2 separate regions of the Mus musculus genome follow, and region 2 is linked to region 1. Evidence: chromatin loops called from intact Hi-C (ENCODE). Cell type or tissue: left cerebral cortex. All regions are shown on one strand. Links, peaks and the distances in the headings refer to the core of each region. The heading gives the core; the rest is flanking DNA. Region 1 overlaps Kcnip4 (Kv channel interacting protein 4). Region 2 has its middle 37 kb from the start of Gm40299.

Region 1 (9,506 bases), core at 4,095-6,594:
TACTAAAGAGGGTTTATATTTTGATTCTCTTAGTAATAAATTATAGGAAACTAGCATGTTTAGTCTATAACAATTGCTTTTAGGTATATTAAATTGGTTATCACATTGCATAGGGTTTGATAACTCAATTCAGTAATAATTAAGTAGTAAATGCTTGCTGCTTTTGCAGAGGACTTAGGTTCAGTTCCAAGTACTTCCTCAATGACTTGAAGACCAGGACTTCTCCTCCAGTTCAGATTATCTGATACCTTCTGAAGCCTCTGTGGGCTCCCACATAACCCAAGCAGGCACACATGTCAATACCTAAAATAATAAATCTAAAAGACAATATACAAGCATTGTGTTTTCTATAGCGAAGTTAAAGGCTTTGAACAAATATGGCCACTCAGTTGCTTATTTATAAATGCCAACATCAAAACCTGGCTTTGTTACCTGAGTGAGTTGATTGCTGACCTAGAATGTAACTGGCAACCTAGAACTCAGGTTTGTGACTTAGCCATCAATGATGTTGAGCATACCTGGGTTAGACACTCTGATATACTATGTTCACATCAGTGAGGTTTCTATATTTTGGATTCCTCACCTGTAAAAATCTATCCAGATTTTATAGACATATTAGTTTCTCTCTGTGTAAGCATTAGAGTGCAAGGTTTACTATATCATTGTTCTCAGTAAGCTTTGTCTATGCCTGCTGCTACATTCCTCATCGCACCAGTGTGCTTTATGAGCAAGGTCATTTGTTTTTTCATGTACCTTGTAGATGCAGAAGAATTTATAAAACAAAACTCTAGGAGTGGCAGCACACGCATACAATCTCAACTCTAATGACAAAGGCAAGAAAATCATTTAAGTCCGAGGCCAGACTGAGTTCCATAGCAAATTCTGGGCCAGCCTGTGCTATGACGCAAGGCCGTCTCTAAAACACACAAACAAAAGAAAACTAAATAGAGAAAGTTTGACTTCAGTGTTATTACTATGTTAATTTGGATGAGTTACCAAGACTTATTGAGCTCCTTGCCTCAAAAATGAAACAGAAATCAGAATCACTATTAGGCAGGGATGCTTTTTCCATCAAATAAGAAAATCCCTCTCTATGCTGTGAGCTTGGCAGACATGAGCACATTTGAATGTGTAACCACCAGACACACACATAAGCAATGTTTCTGCGGCAGGAACTCTGTTCTGGTATGATAGGCGTTCTAGCTCCTGTAGTATCATTCTTAATATTTCAAAAAGGTTTATGGTGCAGTACATTCTCTGAAGCTCTGCCAACCCATGCTGCACTGTCTCCTCTCCTCAGTGTCACTGTCTTGGGGAAGAGAGAGCTCAGAGCTTCTTCTGGGGTAGAGCATGGGATGAGTGAGCAATTATTTGCTGGGCATCAAGTGTGGGTTAAAGCACTCATGGCTATACCCTTCTGAAAAAGGAAGGGAGCCTCTGTTGAATAAATAGCATTACTGGTGCTATTTGGTCATCATCGCAATACTGGTGATGATGCAGTGATGCAGAGACTACTAAGAACATTTCTCAAATGACTGCTAGGGCCATATTCTGTTCTAAGAGCATAGTGACTTTCACATCTAGATTTTTTTTATCATCTTCTTGGACTGATACATGAAGGGCTGCAGCTTCCAGTATCTGAAGAATGGTAGCACAGGAATATGAACTTTGAGCCTAAGATGCAACTGCAAACCTGACCTCTAGCTCCCACCTACACTGTTGCTAAGGCTTGGAAGAGAAACCATATCTCTGCCACAAAACTAGTAGACCACAACCAATTAGATGCCAAGATGCTAGGCTTTGGTGAGGCTTGAGTGGTGATGCATGAGTGGTGAATGGAAGCCACTTGGATATTGTATCCTCACAGGGTCTGATGTTGAGACTCACTCACTTCGAAAGCAATGAGAGTGATCTTAGGCAGGACTTCCAGGGTTTACAATCAGCATCTCCCTCAGAGCCTGTAATGAAGCATGGGCAAACCTAACAAGCCTCAGGAACTCCAAAAGATATGTCTTTTCAAGTGACAAAGACAGAATGAGTAGTGACGAGATGTCTCCAAGGAGTAACATTGCAGCTGTTGAGCAAACTGTAGGAAGCCACGATGCTGCCATTCACAGTCCATGGGCAGGACTACAAACTTCTACCATCCCAATAACATATCGATATTTATATTAATCTCAGAGCAAATAACCTCTCCAGAAGACTGGAAGGATCCCCTCTCTCATTGGGCAGCTCTTTCAGATCAGTAGCCTCTGTTTCAGTGGCCCAGTAGATGACCAAGAAGAAAAAAACAAATCACAGATGTGATGGTGGCCCCCTTTACAGATTTCTCAGAGGAAAATTAAATGTGATTGTCAGAAATTATCACTAATTCTTGTCAATTTTGCCACAACTAAGAGATATTTACCCAACTGCGAGTGACCCAAAGAGGACATTTACAATGTAGGAGATAATCTGGGTATAGGGATGGAAGCTTTAAGCTAAGCCATTTGGTAGGTTAAGAGATCCTGAGGGTTGGTGGTAAGCCTAGCCTACCCAGTGAGTTATAGGCCAGTGAGAAACCCTGCCTGGAAAAATGTGTTGAACTATGCCTGAAGAGACTCATGCATGATTGTTCTCTGGTCTCTAAACAAGTGTGAGCACAGGCGAGAGTGTCAAGCACACACAGGTCACCACTAATTAGGCCCAGGATGACCTATATGAGCCCCTTGTATATTCTCAACGACTAACTAAAGTGGATCTACTCAAATCTGTTACTGTACAGTCTACTCAAGGCTAGGACATGGAATGTTTTCTTGCTTCCAGTCACTGGCTACTAAATATTACAACACAGACTCACAGGGCTACAGTTTAGAGGTTCCCTTCTACCCTCAGTGAAGAGTCACTAGTGTGCTTGTCCCGAGTAGAAATTGATAGGTTATTTCTCTGTCACAGTGAGATGAGCCAATTCAAGCCAGATTACATCATATTAAAGACAAATTTATTTGGAAGCTGCTCTTGAGTGGGGTCACTGGCCCCAAGGATTGAAACCAGGGCACTCGCCATAGGGAGGTGGAACAGGGGGCACACCTAGAGAAGAAAATATGAGAAGGTGGAGGAGGAGGAAGGGGGAGAGGAAACCAAGCAAATATCTGTGTTACTTCTGCTGGAGAAGGGCAGCCCAGTCCCTGGGCTGGAAAGTTCAAGTTTGGAGGTAGGGTATGCCAGGTCGGGAACCGAGGGATGCTGGGAGAACCTGGAGGCCACGTCTGCTTTGATATATAAAATAGATCCAAGAGATTGAAAACAACCAGACATGACTGGCTGTGTCAGGTTCAATGGAGGAGGGTTTCAGCGAGTAAACAAACCGTAAGTTTGGATCCAGTGTATCCCAACAGAAAACTCAACAATCCCATCTGGCATTGTACATATGCTGCTCTTTACCTTTGAGGATACGTCCCGTTTCCAATACTGGCTTAAAATTAGGCCAATTATATGGACAATGAATTTGTCCTGGACAACCACTGGCTACAGGAAGTTGCGGAAGAACCATGCCTATCAACAATGCAAACTTTTTGAGTTTTGTGCTTGTCTTCTGAAACGTGAACACTAGATGGCAGAAGGAACACACAGATTTTTGAAGCTGGTTGGCAAACTGGTCTCCATGTCAACAACTCTAAATCCTAAGATTCCTTATCGTGGCTCAACAAATCAAGTGAGCCACACATGGCTGTACGTTTAAGATTACATTGTTGTTAAGGGTTTGATTATCTTTCACGTTTAGTTCATAACCTTTTAAATTTTTTATTGATATTGCAAAAAAAGTTCTACATTAATTTTCCTAAAAGCAGCATCAGCTAGGTTTCTTTTCTCTTTATGTAGAGTGTTTTATTCTAAAACTAAGGCGTGATAACTGCTTAAACCAGAGATTCCCAACATGTGGGTTGTGACTCCTTTGGATGAGGAGCCAAATGACCCTTTTTCTGGGGACACATAAGACCATCAGAAAACACATGTTTACATTACAATTCATAACTAGCAAAATTACAGTTACGAAGCAGCAACAAAAATTTTATGGTTGGGGGTCACCACATTGTGAAGTAATGTATTAAAGGGTCATAGTATTAGGGAGGCTGGGAACCACTGGTTTAAACAAACCCAAGGGTGAAGATTCTATGGAAACTTCCTGCTATTCCTCCTAATTAAATATGACTTCTAAGGCAATTGCTGCTGGCTCAACAACTACTTGTGAAAATGAACCCTGGGTTCTGTTTATATTGGACTTTAAAGAAATTGATTTGAAGGAGAGCCCTGAAATGAGATTTGGTTGGTCTCTTCACAGTGATGGTCTCAGTAGTCATCGGAAATTGCAGAAATGTTACTGTGGTTTTGAAACTGCCACAAAAGCCACCTCAGTGTGTCATTTCCCAGAAAGGCTTCAGGCAAAGGCATTACGTGGAAGTGCAAATGAAAGGAGACTTGGAAGAAGCCTCAAACAGCCTAGGCCTTGGCTAAATTTAAGCCATAGGAAGAGAGGATGAAAGGCCAGAAAAAAATGAAAATAGCCAGTAGGGCATTCAGACACCCTGCTCCCTCAGGGGAAATGACACCTGGGTATGGCATCGAGCATCCAGCAAGGTCTGAGAAAGTATTAGAATTGGGTGTCATGAGCATCCCCGAGGAGAAGTTCCGAGAAAGCTTTAAGCATCTGCAAGGCACTTAAAGATTAGAAACACATTTAACCAATGCCAGAAATACCTATAAGCACCCACTAAAAGATACTCTACTCTCCCATAATTTATCCAGTTTTGTGGCATCCTATGGAACACCCTCAAGTTTTAAATATAGTAGAAAATAAAGAAATTTGATATAATTTAGCAGTGGAATTTATTTTACCAAATACTCACATAGTAATCATTTATTGTCCTCTGCTTAACATGAAAGTAAAATAAGAACACCCAAGACAAGAGTTTTTATTATTGTTTTTCTTAAGTACATTTGTTTCTCATTTTATTTTGTTTAAATTAAAACATAATGATAGTGTTTCCCTTTTCCTCCCTTCAACCCCTGCCATGCCCCTTAGCCCTACACCATCTCAAATTTAAAACCTCTTTTTCTTTATTGTTGTTTGCTTATATGCATAAATACATAGACAATGCTTGCTGAGTCTGTTTAGTTTTGTTTGTTAGTACAGTTTCATTTGTGTATACAAAACATACTAAGAAAAGAGTACCTTCAGTGGCCACAAGAGGGCATAATCCTCAAACTTAAAAAATTGTACAAGTTCATCACCAAAGCACAGTCATCAATATTTCAGCACAGCCTGTTTCATTCTTGAAGATAATCGTCAAAAGAATTCTAATTGTGTATTTAAAAAAATGGGAACATTATGTCTCAGAATACCATCGAAACAGAAATGCTAGTCACCTGTTCGTCACAGTAGAAACCTAAATGTCATTCAGAGAGAACACAGTCTTGGTAACTTACAACTTAGACGGTGACCTCTGGCAATCACTCAGCTGGAACCATGCTGGCTCTTCATTTGCTTGTGTGTGCCTCAAGTATCTCATGAAGGTGGCTGTGTTTCTTGGCATCTTACTTTCAGCTGTTGTAGGAGAACTCCCTAGACCATGGGGTCTTAATAAGCCTGGCCTTTGAAATCAGGAAACTGATGTGTTAGATTCTAGTGAGAGCCCTTTTATGGACTACAGACTGTTGATTCCTGATGTGCCTCCAAGCAGCAGAACGAGAGGGGGCTGGGGGGCGCTCTTTGAGGTCTCCTTTATAAGTAAACAATTATAGTGATAATTTGTCTCTACCTTCAACTTAAGCTCCCCTCCCCAAATGACCCCAATCTCCATATAACCTCATATTGGGAATTAGACCTTCAATATAAGCACCTGGGAGAGACAAATATTTGAGGCATGGTGTGTGGTTTACTGGTGAATTGAACAGATGGATGTGGTAGAAGAAGAGCAAAGATGGCCCAAAATATGGGAAGGTATACACATTTCCTTTAACAACTGGGCTTATTTCAGAAAGCAAGACCAGAATAAGGTTTGTTGTGTTGTTGTTGTTGTTTGGTTAGTTGTTTTGTTTTGGCAAAAGGATGGACATCTTGTGGCCACAACCTCTAGAGAATGAGACACCCAAGCCCTGCTCAGCCTGATTGAAGGACGTTTACTACTACTTCAGCTAGGTTGCAGGTTGTAACTTGCCTTTACTGCCCTAAGCAATATAAAGTCCATAATGATAACAAATACCCCCAGGCACCCATTATCCTGCAACCCTTCCTGCTTTCCAAAGGTGCTTATTGCTTTCTGACCCTGGAATTTTCTTTTACACTTCCCTTATGTTGTTTTGCTCATTAGCCAGGAGATCCAGGACCACATGAGCCTTCTCTCTCTTCCTCACTCTTTAATTCCCAGTGTCTGGCATTCTACACCTGAAGTGCTTCAAACATATCAAACCTAGAGAGCTGTTAAAAGACATCCTTCCGAATGCTGAAATATGAGAGAGGTTTTGAGAGTCCTTAGGTGTGGACTTAAAAGATGAAGGAAGGAAGGCCACTGTCTGCTGTGTTGAAGCAGAAATCTTTCCTACTGATCAACAAATGCCAGTGAGACTGGACAGAGGGAAGGGTAACCCCCATGATTGCTGCACCTTTAAAATTAATGAGCATAAAGTGGGTTTCTGGGAAAAAATATCTACACCAAATATAAATGGAAATTTATAAATTCAGCATAGAAAGTGTCTATTCTTCTTCAAGGAATATTCTGGCATGAATCCGTTTGGTATTCTTCTTTATATGAAGAGAAGCTTTTTAATAGCAGAGAAAAAAATGAGATACACATTTATAACACAAAAACTAAAGATTGGAAGGAATAAAATAAATGTTACCTGAATTGATCCTCAGTGTAAAAATATTATATTCCATTTAGCCAATCAAAATCTCTCTATACAGGTTGTTCTCCAGGCCTGAGCCCAACCTTACATGGGGCAGAAATGTCAGAACTTCACATAAATTGGAGCATATTAGAGTTTGCTTAAATGTACCATGCACAAATATACACCATATACTCATGAGCTACTTGACAGTTCATTCTTTGATCAAGTGTATTGCATCATGAAAATACATCCAGTAGATAAAATAAATATTTTATTTGTGTGTGTGTGTGTGTGTGTGTGTGTGTGTGTGTGTGTGTGTGTGTATACCTGTATTGTGTAGGTATATAAACCCATGTGTGCAAGGAAATGAGAGGAAGGGTTTGGGTGCCCTGCTCCTTTCTGTCACTGCCTGCTTTACTTTCTTTGGAGAGGGTCTTTCACCACACCTGGCCCTGAAGATGGGCTGGCAGGGGGCAAGCTCCAGCTGTCTTCTGTCATGCACTTCTCTGCCAGCCATTTCTCCACAGCACTGGGTGATAGTGAACATAACTGGATTTTTATATAGGTTCTGATGGTTTGAACTCAGTTCTTCATGCCTATGTACCAAGTGCTATTACATGCTGAGACATTCTGCTATCCCTAGAATGAATTTCTTACAAGGACCTGAGAGGTACGTGGAATTTTTCAAGTTTATGTTATTATAAAAGCATTAGCATTTGCTGGAAACCATATTTTGAATTTTCCATTTGTGACTTTTCTTGATTTAGTCATATGTGGTATACCTCCGTGGTGGTGTCAGGCAGCAGCAGTGGCAACTCACAATTCCCAAGCTGTACAAGGTCCTGATGAGAGGCAACTCAGACCATGTGATACATTGTATTACTAACCTATGATATCCAGTACACTAGAGATAGTAACTGGATTTTTCAGTTGAATATTTTCATCCTAGAATAGACTTATCTAGAGGTAATCCCATTGCAAACTGTAAATGTTGGACATTCAAGGAGTACCTTTATAGGAGTCCTGCAGTCTTAGCCTATGAGGAAGGACCGCAGACCATGACATTATGACAAAACATAAAGTCACTGAGGCCAAAGTTTCTGTTGTTTCTGAAGAAACAACAGTTAACAAGAAAGGATTTGGGAGAGCAGCTGTTAATTTTTTATGATGAGCTCTGTGGAAAGGTTTTATCATCCTTCCTCATATCATTGTGTATGACACCAAAGGGACCAAGGAGTAATGAAGAATTGTACATGTGGAGCTTATTATAGAAGGGGTATTTACAGATTCCCCTACTCTAGTGCATCAAATATATCATGTAGCTGCAATTCTCCTTTCCATTTCCTGCTCTCTTTAAGATGGTACAAGTAGTGGTTTGAATGTGATGTCCCCATAATTTCAGGCACTTCAATACTTGTCAGTTGGAGGCACAATTTGGGCAAGGTCGTACTGGAGGAAGTATGTCACTGGGGTAGGATTTGAGGTTGCAAAGCTTCAAGCCATTATGAATAGAGTATAGTCTCTCTCTTCCTGCTTGTGATTCAAGATGTGAGCTCTTTGCCTCTTCACCAGCAGCTATGCTTTCCTGCCTCTTGCTGCAACCCTTCCGTACCATGTTGGGCTCTGGAATCGCCTAACTAGCACAGTGGACTTTAATGTGTAAAATGTATGTGCATACACCACATACCTGTGTTAACTTCCAATGCTTCAATATTAAGTACAAACTTGTATACATACCCCTGAATGAGATCTATCTGTACTTACGAGATTTGGATATAGCTATTGATTATACTTAAGACTGGAACTAACACTCAAAGCGTTATTCTTTGAAAGTATCATTCAAGTAGTGAGATCAAGAAAAGAGTCTTGGGAACTTTGGAAGCAACTTAGTTTGCAAGTGAAGGGGAGCCCCCTCTCAACAGTTACTGAAATCTTTTAGGTTGTAGAAGATGGCAGCTCCTGCTTTTAATTTCCCCAGAAAGTGTTTAAATGGACTGATTACCAAATACCCAGAATTCATAGAGAGAAAAAAAAAAGCCAGAAAGATATTGTTCTTTATATGATTCCATCCCTTTTTCTCCCTGTACCAAAAAAAAGCTCATATACATCAGCTGACACTACTACCACTTTGAACATGTTCCCATTAAGAAGAACAAACAGAGAGCAAACTCATAAATGTGTTTGGTAAAAAAAGTAAGCAACAGCAGAATTTTCATGAGAAACGTAGAGTTCTGGCTGACAAGAATCAATTTCTAGATAATTAAATTTTCACACCCCTTGGAAAAAAAGAGAGGGACCTATTTTTAAATAAAGTTAAAGACTACTAACAATATTGCGTCTAGTAATTTGGTCTGTCAATACTTTTTCCCCCACACCTGATAAAAATCCCATTCCAATCATATTTGATTGTATTATCAAGGATTTTTAATTAGTTGAGTGTACACTGACATTTTGGTAGAAGAAAAATTGATTTTATATACCAGCCCTGCCTGTAAAAAAGTATCTCTCTAATTTCATCCATTGTATTTTTGGCATAAATAAGGCAAGAGTAGCTCATTTGATGCTTTAAAGATAACCGTTCAGAATACTAAAAAGCGATATTTGCAGTATTCTTTCTAAGCACTGTGCTAGGTGCTTTT
Region 2 (9,506 bases), core at 3,404-5,903, 270 kb after region 1:
GTCCATTTATTACTGTGTCTGGTGTCTACAGGATTGCTCTACAGTATGTTGAAGCAGTTCAGAAAATGTAGGTGATTAAGAGTCTTCTGCCTTCAGCCACCTGGTGAGCATTTTACCCAATACTCCCTGGGATTAGGTGAACAGATTTCAGGAGCCAAGGCTGCATTATGAATGGCATCAAATTCGCATGCTCTACCTGAAACCTCAAAGAGTTTACAGGGATTGGGGGTGGGGCTTGAAGGAAAACAAGTGGCAAAAACAATAGAACAGGGATGTTCAAGTGAATGATCAGTAGAGGCTAGAAAAGACCCAGCAGGGCAGAACAGGGCAGGGGGCAAGGAGACTCTGAGGGAGTGATGGACTATCAGTCAAAACAATATGCAAAAATGCTGTCAGGAAAGTTCTGACTTTGGAAGCTATCTTAAAGCAAATAAACCATCCACTCCACATGCACTGTGTATAATTGAAGGTTTGGTCCTGGCTTTGGTGGGCATTACGGTCTTGATTTCTGTGGCAAACACTCAAAGAGACACATACATTAATACTTTTAAAACCAGAAACATATTTTAGTTATCATCATCTTGTTCACATGGAAAGAAAGAACTCTTTATTTCCTGTATGAATAACCATGACAACAAATGTAAGATGAAAGGCTAGATTAATGCAGTTCTTTGTGTCCCAGAGGACCTGGTGAATTAGTCACTCATTGTCTTTCCTATCAACAATGTTCCAATAACAAAATCTCAAGGACATTTTTATTACACACTCATACACATACACACATATACACATACACATGCACACACATGCACACACCCACCAAGTATATTACTAGTTTGTTTTTGGACTAGTGGAAAATTTAAACATCTATTTTGCTAACATCTATCCTCTGGATTTCCCAAACATATTGCTTTTCAGACACTTTATTTATATATCTCTGTTTTGTTTCCTTTCATGCTCCATAGAACCCTACATTTATTTATACAAGATATATTTTTAGCAGCTGTTGCCCACTGTTGAGAGATACACATAACAATTTAAACAAAGTGAAAGAATACATTTGATGGCATTTTAAAGCTGCTATGTCTTGATTTTTTTATCTTCCAATATAGTGAAATAAAAATATAAATTTCATCCATATCACATAGGAAACTAGCATTTAATAGCAAATAAGAGCATTAAAAACCTCTAGTATTTGCACAAACTTATAATGAAGCATTGACCTTGGGCCATAATGAGCTCCTAGTATAATGCTGTACATCAATCTTGTCCATCTCCCGCAGTAAGAAAATCTCATTTCCAGGTATCTTCTCATGGAGTCATAAATCTCCATGGCACTTCAAACAATCACTCTGCTTTCAGGTTTATGTGTGCTCAAGCCGTCAAGGTTCACATTCCTAATCAAGTCAGAGACCCTAATAACCAGTAGGATTTCCAAGGTACCTGAGACTTTGTGAGAGACACTTTCCTATAAAGAAAATAACTGGGAGAACTCAAGGGTATCCAATTTTCACATCTTTCTAGATCCCTGAGTTTTGTAAAGTGTCTATAAGCAGATCAGTTTGACTTGCTTAGACCTTAAGACAGCAACAGATGATGCACGTGAAGTTGTTATAGATTGTCACTGTGCTTCTGGACATCTCATGTGTCCCAGGCGTTTCCTTGACAACAGTCTTATGCTGGCCCAGTGAGAGATAAGAAACTAGACGGTATAAAACTAAACCATTCCTAGGTAGCCTTCTTGGAGTTTTCAGCCCCTATAAGCCCATGGATACCTATAGACAACTAATCAAGTATTATGAAGCAGGTTTTATGCAAACCTGCAGAGAAGATGGGAGATAACAAATCAGGTGAATCTACTCAGCTGGTGTTTGTTCTGTTTCTTCAAAGGGTAGGACTGAAAGAAGTGGCTATGGTGTCATAGCTGTTAAAGAACGAATGGCTCTCCTCAGTTGATGTCTTCTGGTATGGGTACAGGTAGAAGAAGTCTATCCTCTCTTGGTTGCAGGGGATGGGGGATGGGTGAGATGCTGGACACTAGAAATTTGACCATGCTCCAGTGAATATACAAACAACATAAAATGTACCTGCTTTTTTTTTTTTCTTTTTGGGAATAGGGGATGAGGGTGGGAGAGGGGGCAGACATGAAAAAATTGGGAGGTGAGTATGAGTGGGGTGCATGATGTGAGATTCCCAAAAAATCAACTTAAAAAAATATTTAAAGCCTTAAGAAAAATGTATAAACTCTTTGACCTTCATTAGCAGAATTTTATACTTAAAAGTCTGTGTTATTGATTCTTATCAAAATCACTATCACTATCACTAACTTGAGCATAATCTAATATGAAGGTGCAGATCAAAATTCACCTTACCCTAGTCCACAGCAGTTGCAGGCAGCAGTTGGGAAAAACCAACCGAGGAGGGTGGGGGAAGAGTGGCTTAGGCTGAGTACATTCTTTTGGTTGAACCTTTTGTAGCTACCAGCTTTCCTTTGCATTTAAATTTATCTTACAGTTTTCATCCTTCTTCATTCCTTTGGTTCTACCAAGTTCATATCCTCTCCATTGATCTCTATTAAAATAAAGAACGAAGAAACCCTTAGAAAGATGTGGTGCACGTTCTTTTGTGTTCAGCACATGCTGTTCCAAATGTTTTAACTATTCATGTAAATACTACAATATGTACTTGCCACATATATAGAGAGAGGTGGCTTCTGTGTCTGTTACAGACTCAAGTTTCACACAACAGAAGTTCAATGGCACGGGAAGCACAGGATAACAGAGAAGTAGAGGAAGGGAGCTTGTCCTTGATCTGTCCTGGGGCATAAAGGTCAAAAGCTGTGACTACATCAGACCAAGAGATGGTTACTTGTGATTGCTTTCCTTTGCTTGGTAAATAATAATTAATTCAACTTCCAGAAGCATGTTAGTTCACACTCTTCCCAGCAGAGTAAAAATATCCTCTTTCTAACAACTGAAAATGCCACACTGTTATAATTTAAATGTATGTATTTATAATACCACTTAGCTGTACTCTATATTTCATGTCATTTAATGAAACTAGTTTCAGTGCCAAGGAAATAATTATGGACACAGCAAGAACTTAACGAGATATCAGCTTGTTTTGGTTGGCTGTTTATTTTTGCAGAATTTATTTTCTCATTTCTGTTGTACTCGATCATTACTTTGAGAGGTATACAGATCAACTAATTGTCTAGGGACAAGAGGCAAAAATCTTAGCTAGCAGCTTGTCCCAGGAACTGCTTATAGAGCCTGCAACCCATCACGTGGCCAGTCATGACTCAGTTCTACCTCTGCCTTCTATGTTCCATGTGACGGAGAGATGCAACAGAGAGCAGAACAATCCTTTGCCTTGGAGAGAGGGTATTTTTGTTTTATACCTTTAAAAAAACTAATCTTCAGATGGTGAGAGTTACAAGAGAAATACTAAAGGAATGTGATAGGAGGAAGAAGAAAGGATGTGATTTCAGTGGAAGTGTTAGAAAAGCTGACATCATGACAGACTAAAGTATGGACAGAGCCTGGTGCATACCCAAGGAAAGAGCATTCTTAAAGTAAACAAAAGGCAAAGTTCTCAGACTTATTTTCTTTATTATAAATTATAGTATAGCTGTCAGATGAAAACAAAAGGTAGTGTACATTATATATTACCAATTACAAAAAAAAAGGCAAATAATACTACTACATAATTTTACTGGTCAAACCTCCTTCAGCATGGTTAGAGCATTCAATTAAAACCTTAGTATCACACTGTAATGAGCGATATTGATGAACTGGAATGAATCAAGAAGGAAAGTTTCCAGATAATGAGGGGCCCCGGTGATGATGTCACAGGAAATTGCCCCAAATCCCGTGGTTTAATTGAGGAAAATCACAAGCAGATTCAGAGATGAGAGGGTTGTCATTCTCACCGTGAACTTGCTGTTTGCCTTCTGAGAGTCAAACCTGACATGAAACAGAAGCATTGAGCCAGGCACCTGAACGTAGTTTCAATGACAGTGTTTGTGAACGTGAATCTTGGTAATGAGTCCAAGGCCAAAAGCAGAGGCTGCGGGACAGCTGTCACGGGATGCTGTAGAATAGTCATTGTCACTGGTTCAGATTTTCACCGTAGATAAGGAAAGCTTGTCAGAATCACCTGTCGTAGATATCTGTACCCTGGATCCTCAAACTGGAATAGGCCTGATCCTTAGATGAGGACACTCATGGCTGAGGGTAGGAATGGCAGCTGCCCTCTCAGCAAGTGTGAAGTGTGGGGATAGAGGCATCTGGCTTCCAACTCAGGAGCAGATTGGGTGCTTTGACAAGCGCTTAAGTGAGCCCATGATGGTTCTATTTTGATAGGTGTTAATCAAAGCTATTGTCACTGAGGCAGTCTCTTGCTACAATCTGTTCTTTGATAGATGTGCAAAACACATCATGAGCGCCTTCTTTCTAGTACTAACATTGCTGAGAATAGGAAGTAGGAAAAAGGTACTAGAATGACATGGCAAACATCTTCAAAATCACACCTAGCTACTCTAAAATGAACGGTTATTAACTGCGATTTTCATAGTAACCCTCAGGGCTCATATCCTTACACAAAAGAGTCTCCTTTTGTCCTTTGCCAAACTGTAGTCAAATGACTGCACGCCCATCATTTATATTGCTATTGCCTGGAGCCCAGTATAAAGTAGATTCTTTAAAAGTGGCCGCTGAATGGAAGAAAAGGAAAAAAAAAAGATTGCCGAAGCTCCCACTCGACCATCCATCTCAACAGGGCAGTAACTCAGGACGATTTGAAAGGTAGCATTCACTTATTTCAATGTGTTTGCTTAGATTTTACTTGTGTTTAAAGAATTTTTATTCTTGAATGCTCTATTTGAAGAGAGCCAAGTCGGTGGTCAGATTGGCCGGGTGTAATATAATTTGTACTTCTTTAAATACAGTAAATTTGAAGTAAGGAGCATGAGATCCTTCGGTTCTTTCTAAGGTGAAATAAAAAGCCCACGAAACACACTGCACAATAGTTTCAGTCTCCTCGCAGACACTAACTACTCTGGGGCATCGCTCTTTGTCCTCTGCCTGAAATATTACAAGTCCCTCTTAAAACATCTCATTTCTGGTCTTTTTTCCCTATTAAATTCCACAGGATCAGAGTTTCTGTGTAAAACCTTGTATTCTGGCTCCGGAGGCAACTTTCACATATAGTAAAACCTAAGCTATTTAATCTTATTAAAGTCTCAAACTACAAAAATAGGGATCATAGCAGGAACAGGAGCCTCTGTGGGGAGCCTTGGCACAGATGGCTGAAACACTCCAGTGCTGGTCACTATGGCATCCCTGTCCTTGAGTGTCTGAGCGGGATCCTCAGTGTTGTGATTTAGACTTGAAAGTTCCTCAAAGGCCCTATGTTGAAGGCTTGGTCTCTGGACAATGTTGCTATTAAAGGGGTAAAAGCTTTAATAGGTAGGGACAAATGGGAGGAAGTTAAGTCACTGGGAGCATGTCCTTGAAAGCCTAGACCCCAGCCATCGCTTGTTTGCTCTGTTGTTTCCTGGCCGCTATGAGGCGCACAGCGTCCCTATCTCTCTCTCTCTCTCTCTCTCTCTCTCTCTCTCTCTCTCTCTCTCTCTCTCTCTCTCTCTCTCTCTCTCTCTCGTGCCATAAAGTACTATGTTGTTACAAGCCAGCATCACTGGGAAAAAGGGGTCCTCAGCTAAAACCTCAAAAGCTGTGAATCAGAGCAAAGATTTTTTCCTTTGAAGTTAATGTTCTCAAGGGCTTTTTCCACAGTGCTAAAACATTGCCTAATGCACTTGACTAAGTGTGAACACGAACTTCGGCCTCTCTATTTGAGCTACAGTGCCACTCCCGCTTTGCCCCCTCCTTTCATCTCGCCTTCAAACACATTCCGCGATCATGGAAGGCTCTCCTCACTTCCCTGCTGAACTTGCCAACTTGATTTTGCCTCCTGATATCTTGTTCCTAGGACATCTTCATTCTGCCTTTTCATCTAGTGTGTATCTGCTCATCCGTCCCCTAGCAACGCAAATGCCTTGACATCCCAGTGCTGCCCAATTGTGCCAACTACTTATTTACATGACTCTTACCTCCGTGGCCCATGAGCTGCTCAGGCGGTCATAGATTTTGTTTCCCTCTGTCTCCTCAGTGCTTAGCTCACTCTCCGGAACTAATAGGCTTGCCGAATAAATTTGAAGATTATTCCAACAGAATGAGCTACAGAGGTGCAGAGGCACACTGCAAATCCTAGAATCAGTTTAGCCTTCAGGAATGACTATTTTTTGGAGTCTACTTTATTAATATTTTTAGTTGCTAAAATAATGGGTTTCATCATGGCATTGTCATATATATATTCATTAAACTTTTCTCTTCTTCCCTTAGCCTTCTTTCATTTGCTTTCCTGGTCCTACCTCACTTCTTTCTGGTCTGCTTCTTCCCATTTATAAATAATGCCCTGCTGCTTCTGCTTTCATTGTGACATAGACACATATAATATATATATATATATATATATATATATATATATATATATATATATGACATGTGTATAGCATATGTATATATATATATATATATTTAATTTATATGAGGAAAGATATATTTAAACCTACATGCTGCTTATATAGGAAATGATACTTTAAAGGGGATATGTTAAGGTAGATGGTGTGTTTTCAGCTTTCCCATATTACTTGATGCTAACATATAAGATTTAGAATTTTAAGTCCAATAAATTTATAAATAAGACCACCTAGATAAATTAATGAATGTTGAAAGGAAATGCACCAATGAATGAACGAATGGATGGCAGGCATAGAGATACTGATATGCTGGTATTTGTTTGCCATTACTTCCTTTTAAGCTCCCAGGAGGTTTGGGGACTCCTCCTGTATCTAGCAAGAATAACTAGTATATTGACATACAACATGTGCTTAGCACATGTTTACTAGATCGAACAATAGAATGAACCATGCATTTCAGGATTAGAGAACAGAAAAGACATCCTCACTGCTAGGGAAACACGAAGACTACAGATTGCTGTTCAGGCCTAGTGCTGCTGACAATAGCTGATGGGTTTGGCACTTGTGGTTGGGCTGAGTAAGCTTATTTTTTTGGCATTGTGACCATGGATGTTGGCTGCAGTCATGAGTAATGCTCATCAGACCTGCACTGTGATCCTTCTGCTAACAGACAATTCTGATCCTGAGTAAATTTCCACAAGTGCATTTCATTACTACCCACTGACATATTAGAGGAACAGTGCCTGCTTTGTTCTTGATCTACCTGCTTCCATTGCTGTGTAAATGTATATGTATATGTATATGTGTATGTGTATGTGTATGTGTATGTGTATGTGTATGTGTATGTGTATGTGTATGTGTATGTATATGTATGATTTTTAAAAAAAAACATCATGCTAATGTTCAATCAGAGATTTGAGCTTCATTTTATAATCCAGGCAGATTGATAGGAGGGGCTAGCACTATGTGTAGAAATATTCAGAAGCTGCATCTAAGCTCAGGGCTAAAGATGATCACTATTGCTTATAAGAAGAGATGTGCTATATAGGCCATGAATTTTTTGGACTAACAAGTGCAGAGAAGATTACTGGTAGAAATAATTAACAAAAGAACTGTTAATGACTTTTACTTATACTAAAAGGGTTGTTTGTTTGTTTAAACTCAATATATTTTGTATCAGAGTTTGACAATGGAACAAAATGAAGTCTGAACTGAAATGAAAACTTTTGGTTTCTTTGGAAAGTCAGTTATGTTAAATGATATTTTGCTGAGGCACACAGGAGAAAGGATGTTTTGCTATAGCAAACAAATGAAAGGACGCACGATGTTTGGAAAGACTATAAATATGACCCCATAGACAGTGAGAGCTTGAGTATTGGTTTGCCTTGCTCTGCATTGCTGAGTTTCGCCTGTGGTGACTTCATAGAGAGAAACTCGACAAAGAACTTCTTATGTGGTTCCTACGGCCTCTTGCCACTTTTGCAGACTTGGGCAGTTGGCAAGCCTTGAGGTTCCTTCTGGATTGCACTGTCCTTGCTGGTTCATGTGTGTTGTCTGCCTAATGGACTGGTGTGCAGCTGCTGATTCACTTTTGGTGTTAGTGGACTAGACTGAGAACAACAAAGACTAGGATTACCCCAAATAACTATTTTTAAACAGGTCCACTTCCCCTGTGTCTTAGTAACCTTTCCTTTCCACTACTTCTGGTGGTTGGGGAGCTAAAGGGGAGGTTGAACCCTTGCTAAAGTAGGTTGTGAAAAATATATGCCAACATTTTACTATGTATATAAATTTACTATTTTATATGTATCTATATGAAATTGTTCTAGGGGTTATAAAATAAATTATTTTATTCATACTCAGCTAAGAGAAAATGGGGTTAAAGACAAACTAGAAATCTGACAGTTCTAAGCAGACAATAGTTAATATTTACTCAAAGCTTATTCAACAGATAACTATGTCCCTTCCACTATATCCTACAACAGTAGAGCATACACATCTATCTACACATATGTACATATGCCCATGCCTGTACCAAACTCACACAAAAGAACAGGTATGCACATGCAGCACACAGCAATATATGTATATTGCAAATTCACATTTCAAGAAAGAAGTCACTAGGTAAATAACAAGAGTCTTAGAATGGCTCAGCATTGTTATTCTCCTTATCCTACTGACAGTCTCTTATATTTAATTCGGATTTTATTGACTTGTAATTTATATAGCTTTCAGTTTATCTAACATTCCATGAATACAGAAAAATTAGCTAGAAAATTCTATGCACACAAAATAAAAAGAAACAATCAAGAAAGATAAAAGAATAACTCGCTCTCTTATTGTCCATTATAATTGTTATGAGAAGAATAATGATTGATTATAGAGGAGAGATTAACTTGCAATCAGTACATTGTGTCCCCAAAGTAGAAATGCATTTGGTGTATTTATCAGAGAACCTCAGTACTGTAGGACATCTCACAGTTATCTACAATATCTGGTGAAGAACTCACTTACATTATAAGGTTTCATAAAAACATTAAACAATGCACTCTTGTAAAGAAAATACTTGTGAGAATGTTTTCTCAAGCTAAGGTATAAGCATGTCATGAATTCTGCAAACTAGAAAGATGGTTTGGGGCATAGAGTTTAGCACTAGGAGTAAACTTGGTTGTTTTCCAGACTTTTAAACTTTCATCATCATTCGGAGTGAAATAGAGCATTCAACACCACAGACAGCCAGGACACTAGCCAGTTCTACATACTCATCTTGTGTCTGGAAGAAAGTGAAACTTAATTTACTGGATTGCTAAAAGCTTTCAGTTACAAGTGACTAAGAATGGCTCTTTCTTTCTGCTTAGCAGGTTGCGGTACCTGTGGTCTTGCAATGTCAAGAATCTTCCAAATGCAAATTAACATTATAATTCCAGGGATTGGAAAGAGTAGTTTCTCAAGAGATCCATTCTCT

The links. A loop is a pair of places that touch in the nucleus more often than their neighbours do. Peaks named below come from ENCODE experiments on the same cell type or tissue, not always from the same donor. Only the 100,000 strongest peaks of a DNase experiment are listed, where the experiment ranks them.
Region 2: a loop joins it to region 1, with 2.4 times the contacts of the local background. A loop is called at or near these places in 2 of 42 quality-filtered maps.

What each region holds. Positions count from the first base shown.
Region 1 is chr5:49,365,645-49,375,150 of GRCm38, forward strand. All of the region lies in intron 1 of Kcnip4 (Kv channel interacting protein 4), which reads right to left. Among named protein-coding and RNA genes, the nearest start is that of Kcnip4, 150 kb to the right of the region's middle. In left cerebral cortex, for the core only: a CTCF peak has its summit at 5,222 (motif pointing right); a DNase peak (open chromatin) is centred at 5,240.
Region 2 is chr5:49,635,538-49,645,043 of GRCm38, forward strand. No RefSeq gene overlaps it. Among named protein-coding and RNA genes, the nearest start is that of Gm40299, 37 kb to the left of the region's middle. In left cerebral cortex, for the core only: no CTCF peak of the experiment used is centred there; a DNase peak (open chromatin) is centred at 4,357.